2 separate regions of the Homo sapiens genome follow, and region 1 is linked to region 2. A link is an interaction called in ENCODE POLR2A ChIA-PET data of the cell type or tissue named here. Cell type or tissue: PC-3. All regions are shown on one strand. Links, peaks and the distances in the headings refer to the core of each region. The heading gives the core; the rest is flanking DNA. Region 1 overlaps CCNY (cyclin Y). Region 2 has its middle 450 kb from the start of ANKRD30A.

Region 1 (7,839 bases), core at 2,523-6,522, 1.1 Mb before region 2:
AACTACAGCTGTGCACCTTCATACTTGCTTAATTTTTAAAAATATTTTGTAGAGACTGGGTCTTGCTGTGTTGCCCAGGCCGGCTTTGAACTCCTGTCGTCAAGTGACTCTTCCTCCTCGGCCTCCCAGAGTGCTAGGATTACAGGTGTGAGCCACCATACCTGCCCATATATTATTATTAACTGAAGTTCATTTTTACTCCAGTTTACTTAGTTTTTACCCAGCATCCCTTTTCTTCTTTAGGATCCCATCCAAGACACCATCTTGTATCTAGTTGTCATTACCCAGCATCCCTTTTCTTCTTTAGGATCCCATCCAGGACACCATGTTGTATCTAGTTGTCATTATCCAGCATCCCTTTTCTTCTTTAGGATCCCATCCAGGACACCATATTGTGTCTAGTTGTCGTTACCCAGCATCCCTTTTTTTCTTTAGGATCCCATCCAGGACACCATATTGTATCTAGTGGTCATTACCCAGCATCCCTTTTCTTCTTTAGGATCCCATCCAGGACACCATATTGTATCTAGTTGTTATTACCCAGCATCCCTTTTCTTCTTTAGGATCCCATCCAGGACACCATATTGTATCTAGTTGCCGTGTCTCCCTAGTCTCCTCTTGGCTGTGATAGTTTCTCAGGCTTTCCTTGTTTTTGATGATCTTGACAGTTTTGAGGAGTGCTGGCTAGTTTTTTTGTAGAATGTCCCTAACTTGGGATTTGTCTGACGTTTTTGTCATGATTAGACTGGGATTGTATGTTTTTTTGGAGGAAAATAACAAAGGTAAAGCACCATTTTTAGCACATCACATCAAAGGTACATTTGATCAACATGACTCATGACTATTGATGATAACCTTGATCCCTGGCTGAGGTTGTGTTTGTCAGGTTTCTCTGCTTTGTAGTCACTCTTTTTCTCCACTTTCTGTACTGTGTATCCTTCGAATGAGGTCACTCTGTGCAAACCACACGTATGCAGGCAGTTGTGTTCCACCTCCCTAGGTGATGCATTCTGAGAAGAGTGCTTGTTACATCAGCCTGTCAGGACCACTGGTCATGCCAAGTGGGGTTGGGTCTCAGCCTGGGGAGGCCTTGGCAGGGCCCAGCCATTGCAGCACGGCTGTCCGATGCCTGCCATTCAACCCCTGAACTGCAGCCTCCAAATCCCTTCTCAGAGTCTTGTGCTCTGATGGTGAAGTGACTGTGGAATCAATTGAGTCTGACCCTGAAAGACTTCCTTTATGGGTCACTTTTAATAGATTCTGAGGAATTCAAAAGCTGTTATTCAGGTGGCATCTATTCAGTGATGAGTCCAGACATATTCAGTTGTTCCTTCAATTGCTGGCAAATAATAAGTGGTGGTCAAGTCACTAGTTATCTAAACTTAGTGACAGGGAGTCTAAGAGTTGCCATGCCTATGCAAATTCAGTAAAGTTAAAGGCAAGTGCAATACAAATTATATTCATCTTAGCGCACATCACTGCCCAGGATTTCATAAACAGATACCTCAACTTGTTAGATCTACTCTTTAACATCTATTTCATTTTTTAAAAAATTTCAGTAAAGAATGCTGTTCATAATCTTGTATATTTGTTTAAAACCCCACTAATCGGGTGCAGCCTGCCATTTGTAAAATACTGTGTGTGTTGGGAGTCCCCAAGACCACCTCAGGTTTGATTATTCACTAAAAGGACTCACAGGACCCAGCATATAGTTCTACAGCTGTGACATATTACAATGTCAGGGTACAATGCAAAATCAGCAAAAAGGGGAGGGCCCATGGGTCGAAGTCTGAAGGAAAAAGAGTCCTCTCCCAATGGAGTCATACAGGACACAGTTGATCCCCCAGCAATGAGCTGTAACAATATGGTCATGTGCCACATAATGGTGTTTCAGTCAACGATGGACCACATATATGACATTTGTCCAGAAGATTATAGTGGAGCTCAGAAATTCCTGTCGCCTAGTGACGTCATAACATCCTAGCGTATCCTAGGTTTCAGGTGTTTGTGGTGATGCTAATATAAGCAAACCTGTGCTGTCAGACATGTAAAAGTCTAGCATGTGCACGGTACATATAATACTTGATAATAAACGACTCTGTTACTGTTTAATGTGTTTACTATACTATACTTTTTATTCTTAACTTTAGAATGTACTCCTTCTACTTATTTTAAAAAAAAAAAAGTTAACTGTGAAACAGCCTTAGGCAGGTCCTTCAGGAGGTGTTCTGGAAGCAGGCAGGAGACCACTGCTTTGTGTGTATTATTGCCTCTGGAGACCTGGCAGTGGGGCAAGATATGGAGGCGGAAAACAGCGATATTGATCATCCTCACTCTGTATAGGTCTAGGCTAATGTGTGTTGATGTCTTAGTTTTTAACAAAAAAGTTTAGAAATTAAAAACTAACTTAAATATAAAATAGCTTGTAGAATAAGGATATAAAGAGAGAAAATATTTTTGTACAGCTGTATGATGTATGTTTTTACCTAAGTGTTATTACAAGAGTCCAAAGTTTAAAAAATTTTTAAAGTTTATAAAGTTATAGTAAGCTAAGTTTAATTTATTATTACAGAAAATCTTTTTCATAAATTTAATAGAGCCTAAATGTACAGCATTTATCAAGTCCACAGTAGTGTACAGTAATGCCCTAGGATTCACACTCACTCACCACTCACTCACTTATCCAGAACAACTTCCAGTCCTGCAGGCTCCATTTACTGTAAGTGCCCTGTACAGGTGGACCATTTTTATCTTCAATACCATATTTTTATGGTGCTTTTTCTTTGTTTAGATATATTTAGATACACAAATACTCATCATTGTGTTCCAGTTACCAACAATATTCAGTACAGTCATGTGCTATACAGGTTTGCAGTCTTGGAGCAATAGGTCATACCACATAGCCTAGGTTAATAGTAGGCCGTAGCACCTGCTTTTGTGTAAGTGCACTCTATGGTATTCCCACAAGGATTGAATTGCCTAATGAAGCATTTTTCAGAATGTACCCATTGTTAAATGACGTATGACTATACTTCCAAGATGTTGTCCACCAGCAAAGCCCATTAGAGACAGCACCCAAGGTTTGTGTTGAGTGTTGGTTACGCAGACATCCTCTGTTTAGCACATATCAAAATTCCAGAGTCCCAGAAGGAAAGCAGGCTCAGCATAAACCACCTTGTTTGTACACCTTGTGTGCATAGTGAGCTGCTCTTACCTGTCCTGGGAATGCTAGGAGCCCTCCTGAAATGGACACTCTTCAAATGCCAACTGAGGTCAGCCCCAGAAGCAGCCTGTTCTGAGCATGGCAGTCTCAGGCTTGCTGTGTTCACTCTTTGCTGCACACTGTGCTGTTTTGTTCTTTCTCTTCTGCTTATATACATTTTTAGGTAGATGATCAGGATCATTTCCTGGGCTGCAAAGGCCTCCTTTTAGAGGGCAGAGGGGGTTGTTACTGATGGCAAATGCTAAGCAAGCATGTGTTCATGTGTGTGCACGCATGTACACTCAGTAACATTTGAAAATCACAACATGACTAATCCTTGCCATGTAGAAATGAGGGGCTGGGGCCTTCCAGTGTTCAAAGAAACCCAGACTTATTTTTGAACGTTCCCTGTTGTTAGCTGAGATTTTTAAAAGAAATCTCCAAGCCAAACGAAACCTGTCTGTGAGCTACTCCCGGACTGTGGATTGCCAGCTTTGCTTCAGGTGGGAGGGAGCCGTCAAGGTCTTTAGACAGATATTCTGTTAATTCCCTGGGGCTGCCAGAACAATGTACTGCACACTGGGTGGCTTCAACACCAGAACTTCATTGTCTCCCAGTCCTGGAGGCCAGAAGTCCGAAATCAAGGCACTGGCCGGGTTAGTTCCAAGGGCTGTGAGGGAAGGTTCTGCTCCAGGCCTCTCTCTGACGTATTACAATGTGTGGGTGCCCAGCCTCATGCTCACGCAGCGTTCTCCTGTGTGCATGTCTGTCTCCAAGTTTCCCCTTTATGTAAGGGCCCCAATCATATTGTGTTAGGTCCTGCCCTAATGACCTCGTTTTAACTCCACTACATCTGTAAAGGCCTTGTCTCCAAATAAGGCCTTATTCTGAGGCACTTGGGGTTAGGACTTCAACATATGCATTTTGGAAGAGGGGACACACTGTAACCCATATCCACAGGATACCAACAGAATCGTGTAAGATTTGTATTAAGATCTCTCCAGGGATACCAGCAAGGAGGTTATTGCTGTAGTTTAGGGTAAAGATTATACTTTATATTAATTTATTAACCTATATTAATAATATAAATGTGTATTCCAGGCTATTGGAAAATCTTCCAGCATCAGGTACAAAAAAGAATCCAAATGTGAAACTGGCAGAAATTTTATAAACAGAAAATAATAATTACTTTTTTAAATTATTTTTGTTGGCCATAAAAGTGATAATTTATGGAGCATTGCTGAATACAGGGAGTTTAGGTAGCTACCCCCATTCCCTCAAAATAGTATGTTTATGAGACAGCACTCTGGAATTAGGGTGTAATTGAGAATGGAGTGAAGCTACCAACTCACTTCACAGTCTTCACCCGTATGATTTCAACCTCAGCCGTATTGGAACATGCTCTAATCATCCAAACCAAACAGCTGAAAGACGGCAGATTTAAAGTCCAGAAAGAAATTATATCTGGTACAGATTCAGACAATTAACCGGCCTAGTATTACTCTTTAAAATTGGATTGGAATAATTTCAGCATCATTGGGATCTCATTTGCATATATCCTCAATTCCACAAGTTTTATCCCCTCCAAATGCCTCTGAACAGCTTTGTGATGTGCAGTCAGCTGATGCCTCTTTGTAGCTCCATAGTTGCTCATTAACCTGTGGTTTCCAGAGAGACTTCTTAGGATAGTCATTCTCATGAATTAAATCTGAAAACTTAACTGAGTAAGAGTGACCTGTTAGCAATGGTCGTGGGATATTGTTTAGAAAAATCAACCGTGTATTATTTTACTTGGCAGAGAGTTAAAATATCCAAGTGGGAGTTTACTAAAGAAGTTGCAGCTGACCCTTGACTATAGTTTTATTGGCAAGTTTTGCTAAATTACATATTTTTAAGTCTAGCTTACCATGAATGCCTTATCTCCCAATATAGCAACTGCTTTCCCTCTGTTACAGGATGTATTGTGTTGTCTGATTGCTTCAGTTAGCCGTAATGGAATATCACACCTGGTTCATGACTGTTTGTTTTTTTCCCAAACATTAAGTATTCTCTTAAATATTACTAATATAGTTATTAATATTCATCAACTAAGGTAAGTTAAAAGTCAGAAGAAAACATAGTCAGCTTTTTGTATTGAGCCAGTGAGCACTGACCTCTGCGGAGAGCTTGGGAGGTTGCAGCGCCTCATGTCTGTAAAGGAGTGGAATCTCTGGGATCTGGGTGAAGATTGAGTCACAGTCTTCTTTTTCTGCTGCTTTAATGATCTGGAGGTTTACTTAGGCCCAGTCCCTGTTTTCTGCTCTCAGCACAGTGGTATTGCACATTTTCTGGTTGTCTCTTTGTTGGAGAGTAAGAGGATTTGTCATCAGCCTTTGTAAAATACGCAGCCTGGGGCCCTAAGATCAGTGCCAGCTAGAATTCCACTGAGCCTCACCTAGATCTTTATCTGAAGAGTTACGATGTTCACACAGAGGACAATTATGATCTAAAACATTAGCTTATTCTTTCTGTTCAAACTTAATATAATAAATGCCGTTAAAAATGAAAATCTCCAAAAATTGATAAGGTTATTCAGCTCTCTTGAGTGACTTTCTTTTTTCCACCAACAGTTGTCACACTCAAATGCTATTGTTGAGTGAAGGACCCTTGGAAACCCCCACAAAGGCCTTTCCAGTGCAGTTACAATGCCGTGCTTCATGACTTCCTGGGCCTTATTTGAAGGTCTCTTTGGCTTCCCGTGTGCCCATAGCTGCCTCCTCTGAACTTTGTTGTTCACCACTGCACCTGTCTCACAAGCCAAGGACTCAGTTTCCCTTAATTCACTACACCTTGTCGATGCAGTTCTCTTTCCTGAATGCCATTATTTGTGGTCGTTTTACTAGCGAATCACTCGTATGTAGTCCCGCTGACTTCCTTTGGGCTGGAAATCTGCCCTTTCATAGCTCTTTCAAGAGCCTGCCGGAGCCCTGTGTGGATGCGGTCCCTTGTCGTCCCTGCAGGACCCCATATGCCCATGATGCATTCAGGGAGCACGCTCTGCCGGCCCCTGGGCTAGATGCTGCACATACTGGGGATGAGATGAGGGTTTATCCAGGCTTCCTATCCAGGGAAGAGGCCCTTACACTACTGAGATAAATGCAGCATTGGGAGCAAGCAGAGGGTCACCCAACTAATTTGGGAAGGTCAAGGTGGTCTTTCCCTGTAATGGTTTTCCATTTTATTATCAGTATACTTAGAACCTCTTACTACAGCTTATTGGCTATTTGCCTTTGGGATTTGAAACATGTTACTCCACTTGACCCATGAACAACTCCAGGGTTAGAGGCATGGAACCCTGCACAGTTGAAAATCCACATGTAACTTTTGACCCCCCAAAACTTAATAGCCTACTGTTGACTGAAAGCCTTACCTGTAACATAAACATTTGATTATTATTTATTTTTCGTGTTATATGTATGCTATACTGTATTCTTACAATGAAGTAAGCCAGAGAAAAGAAAATGTTAAGAAAATAAGGACAAATATATATATACATAAATATAAATATATATATTTATGTATATATATATATATATATTTTATGAGACGGAATCTCGCTGTGTCACCCAGGCTGGAGTGCAGTTTCACGATCTTGGCTCACTGCAGCCTCCGCCTCCCGGGTTCAAGCAGTTCTCCTGCCTCAGCCTCCCAAATAGCTGGGATCACAGGCGCGTACACCATGCCCAGCTAATTTTTGTATTTTTAGTAGAGACGGGGTTTCACCATGTTGGCCAGGATGGTCTCGATCTCCTGACCTTGTGATCTGCCCACCTTGGCCTCCCGACGTGCTGGGATTACAGGCTTGAGCCACCGCACCCAGCCAAGAAAATATATTTCCCATTCATTAAGTGGAAGTGGATCATCATAAAGGTTGTCATCCTGGTTGTTTTCGCGTTGAGTAGGCTGAGGAGGGGAGGAGGGGTTGGTCTTGCTGCCTCTGGGGCTGTGGAAGCGAAAGAGGTGGAGAAGGTGGAAGGGAGGCAGGAGAGGCAGGTGCATTCGGTGTAACTGTTACCGAAAAAATCTGCGTATTAGTGGATCCACACAGCTCGAACCTGTGTTGTTCAGGGGTTAACCGTACTTTCTTTTTAGGATTTTTACTTTGTCTTCAGTACAGTGCCCTGATCCATTCTAAGGAACATCTGATAAGCCATAAAAATCCAGGTTTTTAAGATTTAAAAAACTGCTGTTTCATTAGTAAAGCACTGAACACAGAAAAGTAATCTGAACACAGAACAATAATCTTTTTAAGCAAGAAACCATTAGTCATGGATGTTTTCATTCAGCAAACAGTTGGGTGCCAACTCCGTGCCCCTCACCACCCACCCCACCCCCCCCCGCCCCTCATCATGCCAAACCCCTTCTCTCGAAGAGGCAGAGAAGAGTCTGACCTGCCCCTCCCCACCTCACCAGTTTCTCAGGGGCTTCACAACTGCACCTGGCAAAATAAGCCACAAGGAAGCTTCTGGTTGCTTTGGGGAGCATTAGACCCTCTCACTCTGACTGTGGTTTAGGGATGAGGGGTGGGGGGTTCTGCAGAGTAGCTGGTCAAGCCACGTGACCCTATGCTGTATGTGACCCTGTGCTGCTCATGGCTT
Region 2 (7,839 bases), core at 1,232-5,231:
CCACCAGAAGCATTTGAGCTGGCAGACAAAATTCATTATTTCTATTCAAAATAGCAATTCTTCCCATCATGGTCCCATCTTTTATTTGAGGCACACATTTCCCAAGGGGCAGCTAGAGAGACCATACGTAGGTCTGATCTTAATTATTATTTACTTCATAAGCTTTGGTGGTTTTTTTTTGTTTTTTCTTCCTTTTTACTATATCATCACTATCAAAGTGTGGGGGCTCATTGTCAAGGTGACTGGTCTTTACTGGATTAAATTCCAGCATCCTCATTTCACTGACTTCCCTTGATTCTTACTATTGAAAGAACATAAGGCACTCTACAATTCTGACTGCTTCCCTCTGATTCGTTTGTCTCTTCATAAGTTTTCATCACTTTGTTGTCTATATATTACTGCAAACTTGATTTCTATCTCATAGGTTGGTGCAAAATTAATTGTAGTGTTTGCCATTACTTTTAAAAGGCAAAAACTGCAATTTATTTTGCACCAACATAATACTAATTGGCCCTGTTCCTTGTCTCTCCCAGTGCAGTGGATTGTGTCCCTGAATTCCTCCTCTGACTTTGCATGGAGAGAGATATTTAAAAATGTATTAGGAGCCATGTGAACCCGGGAGGTGGAGCTTGCAGTGAGCCGAGGTCGCACCACTGCACTCCAGCCTGGGTGACATAGTGAGATTCTGTCTCAAAAAAAAAAAAAAATGTATTGGGATCATCATACTTCTCTGCTTCAAACTCTTTTCCCGCTGTGCTTGTATTTCAGACATTTTCATCTGGACCATAGGCCTTGCAGGATTTCATCCTCGTCTTTGCTCTAGAATCTTTCCTATTGCTCTTCTCTCTCACTTACCAGATGCCATGATTATCTCTGACCTGACCTGTAATCCCAGCACTTTGGGAGGCTAACGCAGGCAGATCACCTGAGGTAAGGAGTTCAAGACCAACCTGGCCAACATGATGAAACCCCGTTTCTACTAAAAATACAAAGATTAGCTGGTCATGGTGGTGAGTGCCTGTAATCCCAGCTACTCAAGAGACTGAGGAAGGAGAATCGTTTGAACAGGGAGGCGGAGGTTGCATTGAGCTGAGATCATGCCACTGCGCTCCAAACAAAGGCCTCTTTGGTTTTTCAAGCTCACCAATATCTACCCTCTTCTGCCAGCCCCCACCTTCTACACATGCCTGATTTTTGTCCTCTTCATATTGGTCCTCAACCATCACCTCCTCAGAGAGAGCTGTTTTCTCACTCTGATTATTTCTCATAGAACCCCAAAGGTAATACAATCAATAATCCTCTCTAATCATACCTGTGTTTGTTTCATTTGTTTAGACTTTGGACTTTATAGAAACACAGTCTATTTGTCTTTTGTTCACCATTGTCTTCTGTCATATATACATTGTTTTGTTTTCTAATGCATGGATTCAGTCTATTTGCTTCATTCAACAGAAGAGAAAATTGAGGTCTGGAAGGGTTAAGTTGACTTGTTGAAGACCATGATTCTGTGAGCAGCAGAGCCAGATTTTCTGGCTCTCAACACAGTATGCTTTTCATTACATTGTCACTGCACAGAGTTAGCAATTTAAGACACAGTCCTGCTAACTGAAGATGACTTAACATAAACTTTGATCATATAACTCAAATCACCACTCTGCAGTTATCATGGACATTGAACTCCACTGGCCATCGAAGCCAGCAGTGTGAAAACAGCTGTTTTTCATTCACTGAGGTCAGTAGGTCTAAGATAAATAAAGAAGGGATTCTGCATTGACTGACGACTCCATGCCGGCAAAGTTGGTGGAAGTAAGAGCAATGCCGGTAAGCCAAAATCTGACTCACTGGCCACCAAGTCTGACTCCTCCCAGTGGGAAATATCTGCTCTGGGAGTCACTGGACCCATTTTTCTGCAAGTCAAGAGATCCAGTGTCACACCCTGCCAGCCTCTATTGACCTTCTGGGGCGATAGGTATGGATGTGGTGCAGTTAGCAATGTGCCACGCCCTCCACATGCAAGAGAGACAAATTCAACACAGGAGAAAAGTGGAGCTGAAGGGAAAATTTTCTCCTAAGAAATAAAATGGTTTTTAAGTGCCAAACTGTAGGATACACTTAATCTTACTGAGGATCAAATTAAGAAATGTTATTTGTTCTAACAGCATGGATTAGGTCGGTTCAACAGAAGCCTGTTTCTCAAAAACAAAACAAAACAACAACAACAAAAATCAAAGAGAATAAGGAAGGCACTGGGTTTAGCTATTATAATACCAACACCTTACAAAGCATAATGTTCCAAACAAGAAAAATGTTCCCCCTAAAATGGTCCAGTTTATGACTTCGAAGGATCCTGACAATATTTGAAGGAGGCAAAAGGTCTGTGTAAAACCGGCTCCATTGCTCACCTTTCTTATCCAGGACATCATATGTTCTTCCTGCCTAGGGTGATGATGATTTGGGGTGGGAGGAGGGTCTGGCCTGGCATTCTATGGGCACAGTGGTTATGTGGCCACGGCTGTGAGAGTCAGTACTCTGCAGTGGCAAGCAGCCAAGCTGGAAATTACATAGGTTGCAAATGGTGTACCCCTGCTGTTCATGTGCTGTTGCTAAAGACACCCTGCTCAATCCAATCAGTCAGTCACTCTCTAAATCAGAAGCACATGTAGTAGGCATGTACTCTTCAGCCACAATAGTGTCTCCTTGTGTAATGGGTTTGGCCATTCAGAAACTGAACATATTCTGGGGGTGCACCTGTACTGAGCAGGCCATGTAATGAGGGTTAATTGTGGGGTTAATAGAATGATAAACTTTGCTATCCTCAGCAGCTGCAGGTAATATTGCAGCAAAATCATTCACATGTGCAACTAATTGAATGGCTTCTTCAAACTAGGCATCTTTAAGAGCTAGGAACAGAGAGCTGATAATTGCATGTGGGGTATAAATAGCCTTTCAATTACAGCTCACAAAAACACTTCCTCCTGCTGCCTGATGCAGAGTATTCATGGTAGGCCAATGTGTGGTTTCTGAGGAATGAAAACCAGATTAGGAAGACCTATTGCAGCCAAACATGCTCTTTTTATGATAAAGCCTAATGAGGGTTAATTTCATCTCCTTGTTCACCAGGTGCTACCGAGTGTTGAGTGCTCTGTGCACGTGTGTGTGTGAGCATACACGCAAGTGTGTGTGTGTGTCTGTGCGTGTGTGTGTGTGAGAGAGAAAAACAGCAAGAGACCTACAGATGATAGAAGTTTAGGATGGCTCTAGAAAAATCCCAGCCAAAATATCTATTACTCAGCTTCAGCTTGAAAGATGATACCATTGGTAGAGTCAACAACTCTGAGCGTCTGTGCTGACCCAGGCAAGAAGAGTTTTCAGTACCTCCATGAACATAAAACAGGCAGTAAAGATTTGATTTAGATGTATTTAATGAACAATAAAAGCTAGGAATTAAATCGTAGGGAGGAGAAGCAGCTTTTTGGCACTCTCTTGGCTAATAGCATCAGGATGGTAAAGACATAGGATGGGAAGAGCGGCCAAGCAAGTGGTTCTCCTAATGATTATGTATTATGTCAATTTATTTTTCCAAAGGACACAGGTGGAAGGAACCAGATGAAGTAGGTGGTTGAGCTTCTGGAGCTGCTGTGGAACATTTTGTACAAACAGGGAGTGGTAACATCTGTTCCATAAAGAGAAAACACTCTGCTGTCAAAAGAGCAGTAGGCTCAGCAGGAGATTCGAGTCCAGTCCAAGCTGTGTCCCTGCTTCCTATGTCAATGTGGCAAATCACTTGAACCCTCTGAATTTCCATTTAGCCATCTATCTTGTAATATATAATAACAATTATCATCTATATAACTCTTTAGACTTATTATCTGATGCAAATGCTCTACTAGATCTTCAACAAGAAAATGAGTTAGTCATTTGCTTCATTGCAGATTGTAAAGGCTAGAGATAAAGGAAATAAATTTTTTATTAAAATTCCTACAAAGTAAGATAATTTTCCCTTTTTATGACTTTGGTTAAATGCGTTCGAACCAAATCAACCATTCTATAATATGCCACATTGGGACACATAAATTAAAGCAATTACCCCGAATTAACATGTGCAGAGTCTGGACGTGGTGGCTCACGCCTGTAATCCCAGCACTTTGGGAGGCCGAGGTGGGTTAATCAGCTGAGATCAGGAGTTCAAGACCAGCCTGGCCAACATGGTGAAACCCTGTCTCTACAAAAATTAGTGGGGCATGATGGCGTGTGCCTGTAATCCCAGCTACTCGGGAGGCTGAGGCAGAAGAATCACTGGAACCCGTGAAGCAGAGGACGCACTGAGCCTAGGTCGCGCCATTACACTCCAGCCTGGGCGACAGAGCAAGACTCTGTCTCAAAAAAAACAAAAAACAAAAAACAAAAAAAACAAAAACCAAACAAACAAAAATGTGCAGGTCTACAAAAGCTAAAGCCTATCTTTTTCAACCAGTATTCAACAAACACTTCACACAACACCCTTTCTAACTTAATCCACTATCTCAATTGTGCCTTCATTCTTTGAGTGATGAGTTTTGTTTAAAATATTATGATAGCTTCTGAATATCTTAAATATTTTTGGAACTTCTATACTCAGATACACTTACAATATTTTTCCCACGCACATACAATTTATTTATTGGCTTATCCATTAATTCATCGACAGATATTTGTTTGTTTTTTGCTCACCAAATGCTAGGCACTGTTCTAGAAGCTGGGTAACCCAGAATACAGCACAATAAAGTTTCTGTCTTGCTAAGCTTATATTCTGGTGAAAGTTAGGTTATATTCTGGTGGGAGAGAGATTATATATATATAACCATATGTGTAATTATTATGTAAACATATGTATATATGATATTTTATATGTGTGTACATATGTGTGTGCATGTATATATAAACAGATGGTCACTGACTCACCATGGTTTGACTCATGATATGATTTTTCATTTTTATGATAGATTTATCAGGGTATTAAATACATTTTACAACTATGATATTTTCAACTTATAGTAACTTTTCGGAACATAACCCCACTGTAAGTTAAAAAGACACTCTTTTGCCGGGTACAGTGGCTCACGCCTGTAATCCTAGGACTTTGGGAGGCCGAGGCGGGCGGATCACGAGGTCAGGAGTTCGAGACCAGCCTGGTCAGCAGGGTGAAACCCCATCTCTACTAAAAATACAAAAATTAGCCAGGCATGGTGGCGTGCGCCTGGAATCCCAGCTACTCGGGAGGCTGAAGTAGGAGAATCACTTGAACCCGGGAGGTGAAAGTTGCAATGAGCTGAGATCGCGCCACTGCACTCCAGCCTAGGCGACAGAGTGAGAATCCATTTCCAAAAAAAAAAAACACCATTGTTTTTAAGAATTTAAAGGTGGGTCACAGGCCTGGCCCACCTCCTCCCCAGGCACCCATGTGTCAGGCACAAGGCACTGCCACACATGGTGGCCTGGGGAGAAGGATCTTTGGAGAAGTATTATTTAATACAGGGTACTCGGGATAAGACTCTTTGATAAGGGGACATTTAAACAGAGACCTAAATGGGATGAGAAAGCTGGCTCTGCAGACATTTGGGGGTGCACATTCCAGGCCCAGGAGGGGCAAGTGCCAAGGGCCTGACGTGGGCGGGGACCTCGTGTGCTCCTGGCAGAGCCAGGGAGCCAGCGAGCCAGCGAGTCTGAGTGAGACTGAGTGAGCTGGAGCAGAGAATTCAATTCCCAAAGAGACACTGAAAGGCCTTTAGATTTTATTTGATGTGATATGGAAAGCCACTGCAGGTTGGGGCAGAGGAGTGATGTCATTGTATTTATTTGTAGAAGGTCCCTCTGAGCTACTGCAGGGAGAATGGACTGCAGGAACTACGGGTGGGGACAGGCAGGTCTGAGAGGAAGCTGCTGAGCGGGCCCGAGCCAGAGGATGATGTTTGGATTAAGATAATATTGGAGAGATCAGTGATACTCACTCCTATTCTGAACATATTCTGAAGAAAGAGCGAATGAGTTTTTATACAAGACAAAGAGGAGAGTCAGAAGTGACTTCAGGGTTTTGGTTTTGAATGAACACAGAGTTGCCATTTACTGAATGAGGAAGATTGGGATGAGAGGTTTTGTTGGGTGAAACCAAGAGTTTAGTTTTGAACATGGCAAGTGTGAGATACCTCTGACACCCAAACAGGCAAAGATATCTCCAGTCTAGAGCTCAGGGGAGGGGTTGGAGCGGTAATCATGGCAAACGGCCTCTTTTTAATTACCACAGAAGTACATTGGGTTTTCCAGTGGTTCTAGGTGACCCTCTTCTGCGACGTTTTGTTATGCGGAGTTTATTCATGCTTATTCAGTAGCATTTAAAGAAACCGCGGAAGTATAGTTAATAACAGTGTGCTGAATTCTTGAAAATTGTAAAGACAGTACACGTTTAAGTGTTCTCATCACACACACACACAAATGATAAGCCCGTGTGGGAAAGCATATGCTAATGAGCTCAGTTGAGGCATTACACAATGCATGCCTACACCAAAACATTCTGTGGTACGTGATAAACATATATGAAGACAATTTCTGTCAATTACAAAAATAGAAAAAAGAAACCACTGAAGTGGTGGATTCCTTCTGCTGAGAGGATTTGGAGGCCTTAGAAAGTTACTTTATTAAACATGACTGCTCTGTCAAGAATAGAAGTCAACATGTGAGATACAATGAACCAGCATGTGCCCAAGTAAGGGGATTTCCAGAACATTCAAAGAGAGTATTCTACTCTTTCCAGAGTATTTTAATCTCTGAAAGATTACTATAAGGTACAAGTGTGACCACATCCAGCTGTCCCTTCTCTCCATCTGGCTGGGCACATCCAATCTCTGATGCCACCTAAATTCCACCTCTTGCATTGATCCTTTGACAATCCCTTTAATCATAAGGGCTGTTTCCCCTCTGATTTCCCATACCCTCTAGCGAGTAACCTTGTATTTACTCCTTTCTGATTTTCCTGTGGCCTCTGTTTGAATCCTGGATATGCCCCTTATTATGCTCCTGCCTTGCAGAGGCCTCTCTTAGCCTCAGTTTCCTCATCTATAAGGAAATAGAAGACCTAATACAGGCTCTGTAGTCCTATAACATTCAGCCTTGCAGAGATGTTATTTATAGCGTAAATGAAATGCTATACATTATTACCAGTTGCTCAATAAATAGTAGAAATAATTTTGTGAATATGTGCATTATTATTTTTACTCCTTTTGTATTTTTATGAATCTTGTTTTATTTTACCATCTTTACTATAACATATTATGTAGCTGAACCCACGGACACATCCTCAATAAACATTTGTCAGATGAATTAAACATGAATTAAATAAAAGAGAGAATATTTTGAGGGAGTAAAATATATTCTTTTGAAATGACAACTTATTGGGAAAATTTTGGAAGATTCAGCCAATTTAGAAACATTTCTGCTATGTCCAAAACAAACAAACAAACTAACAACAAAAAAAAATGACTACAGGTAAAAGAATTCCCCAACAATCTCTTTAGGCTTCTTTTGTAAACAGTAGATAAAGTAACATTTTAAAAATTAGTTAGTCTGAATATATAACAGTAAAAAAAAAAAAACTATGGGTAGTCAAAATCTGTATCTTGTCAAATTAAAAAGAAAATCAAAGTTGGAAGCTAAAAATTATTTTCACAAAATGACTTGGCATAAATTATATTGGTAAAATGAATTTTCCTTCCTAAAATAAAAAAGACAAGGCAATGCTGATAACTTTTCTTTTATAGTATTTCAAGGCCTTACACTGAACTTCAAAGAAAGCCAGACTTAAAATAA

The links. Peaks named below come from ENCODE experiments on the same cell type or tissue, not always from the same donor. Only the 100,000 strongest peaks of a DNase experiment are listed, where the experiment ranks them.
Region 1: POLR2A ChIA-PET joins it to region 2 with 5 read pairs; 1 of 35 experiments calls an interaction of 5 or more read pairs at or near these places.

What each region holds. Positions count from the first base shown.
Region 1 is chr10:35,541,533-35,549,371 of GRCh38, forward strand. All of the region lies in intron 7 of CCNY (cyclin Y), which reads left to right. Among named protein-coding and RNA genes, the nearest start is that of GJD4, 60 kb to the right of the region's middle. In PC-3, for the core only: a CTCF peak has its summit at 5,386; DNase peaks (open chromatin) are centred at 4,899, 5,529 and 6,009; H3K4me3 peaks cover 1,402 bases; H3K27ac peaks cover 3,093 bases.
Region 2 is chr10:36,673,925-36,681,763 of GRCh38, forward strand. No RefSeq gene overlaps it. Among named protein-coding and RNA genes, the nearest start is that of ANKRD30A, 450 kb to the right of the region's middle. In PC-3, for the core only: no CTCF peak of the experiment used is centred there; DNase peaks (open chromatin) are centred at 1,897, 2,467, 3,017, 3,317 and 1 weaker place; H3K4me3 peaks cover 953 bases; H3K27ac peaks cover 2,589 bases.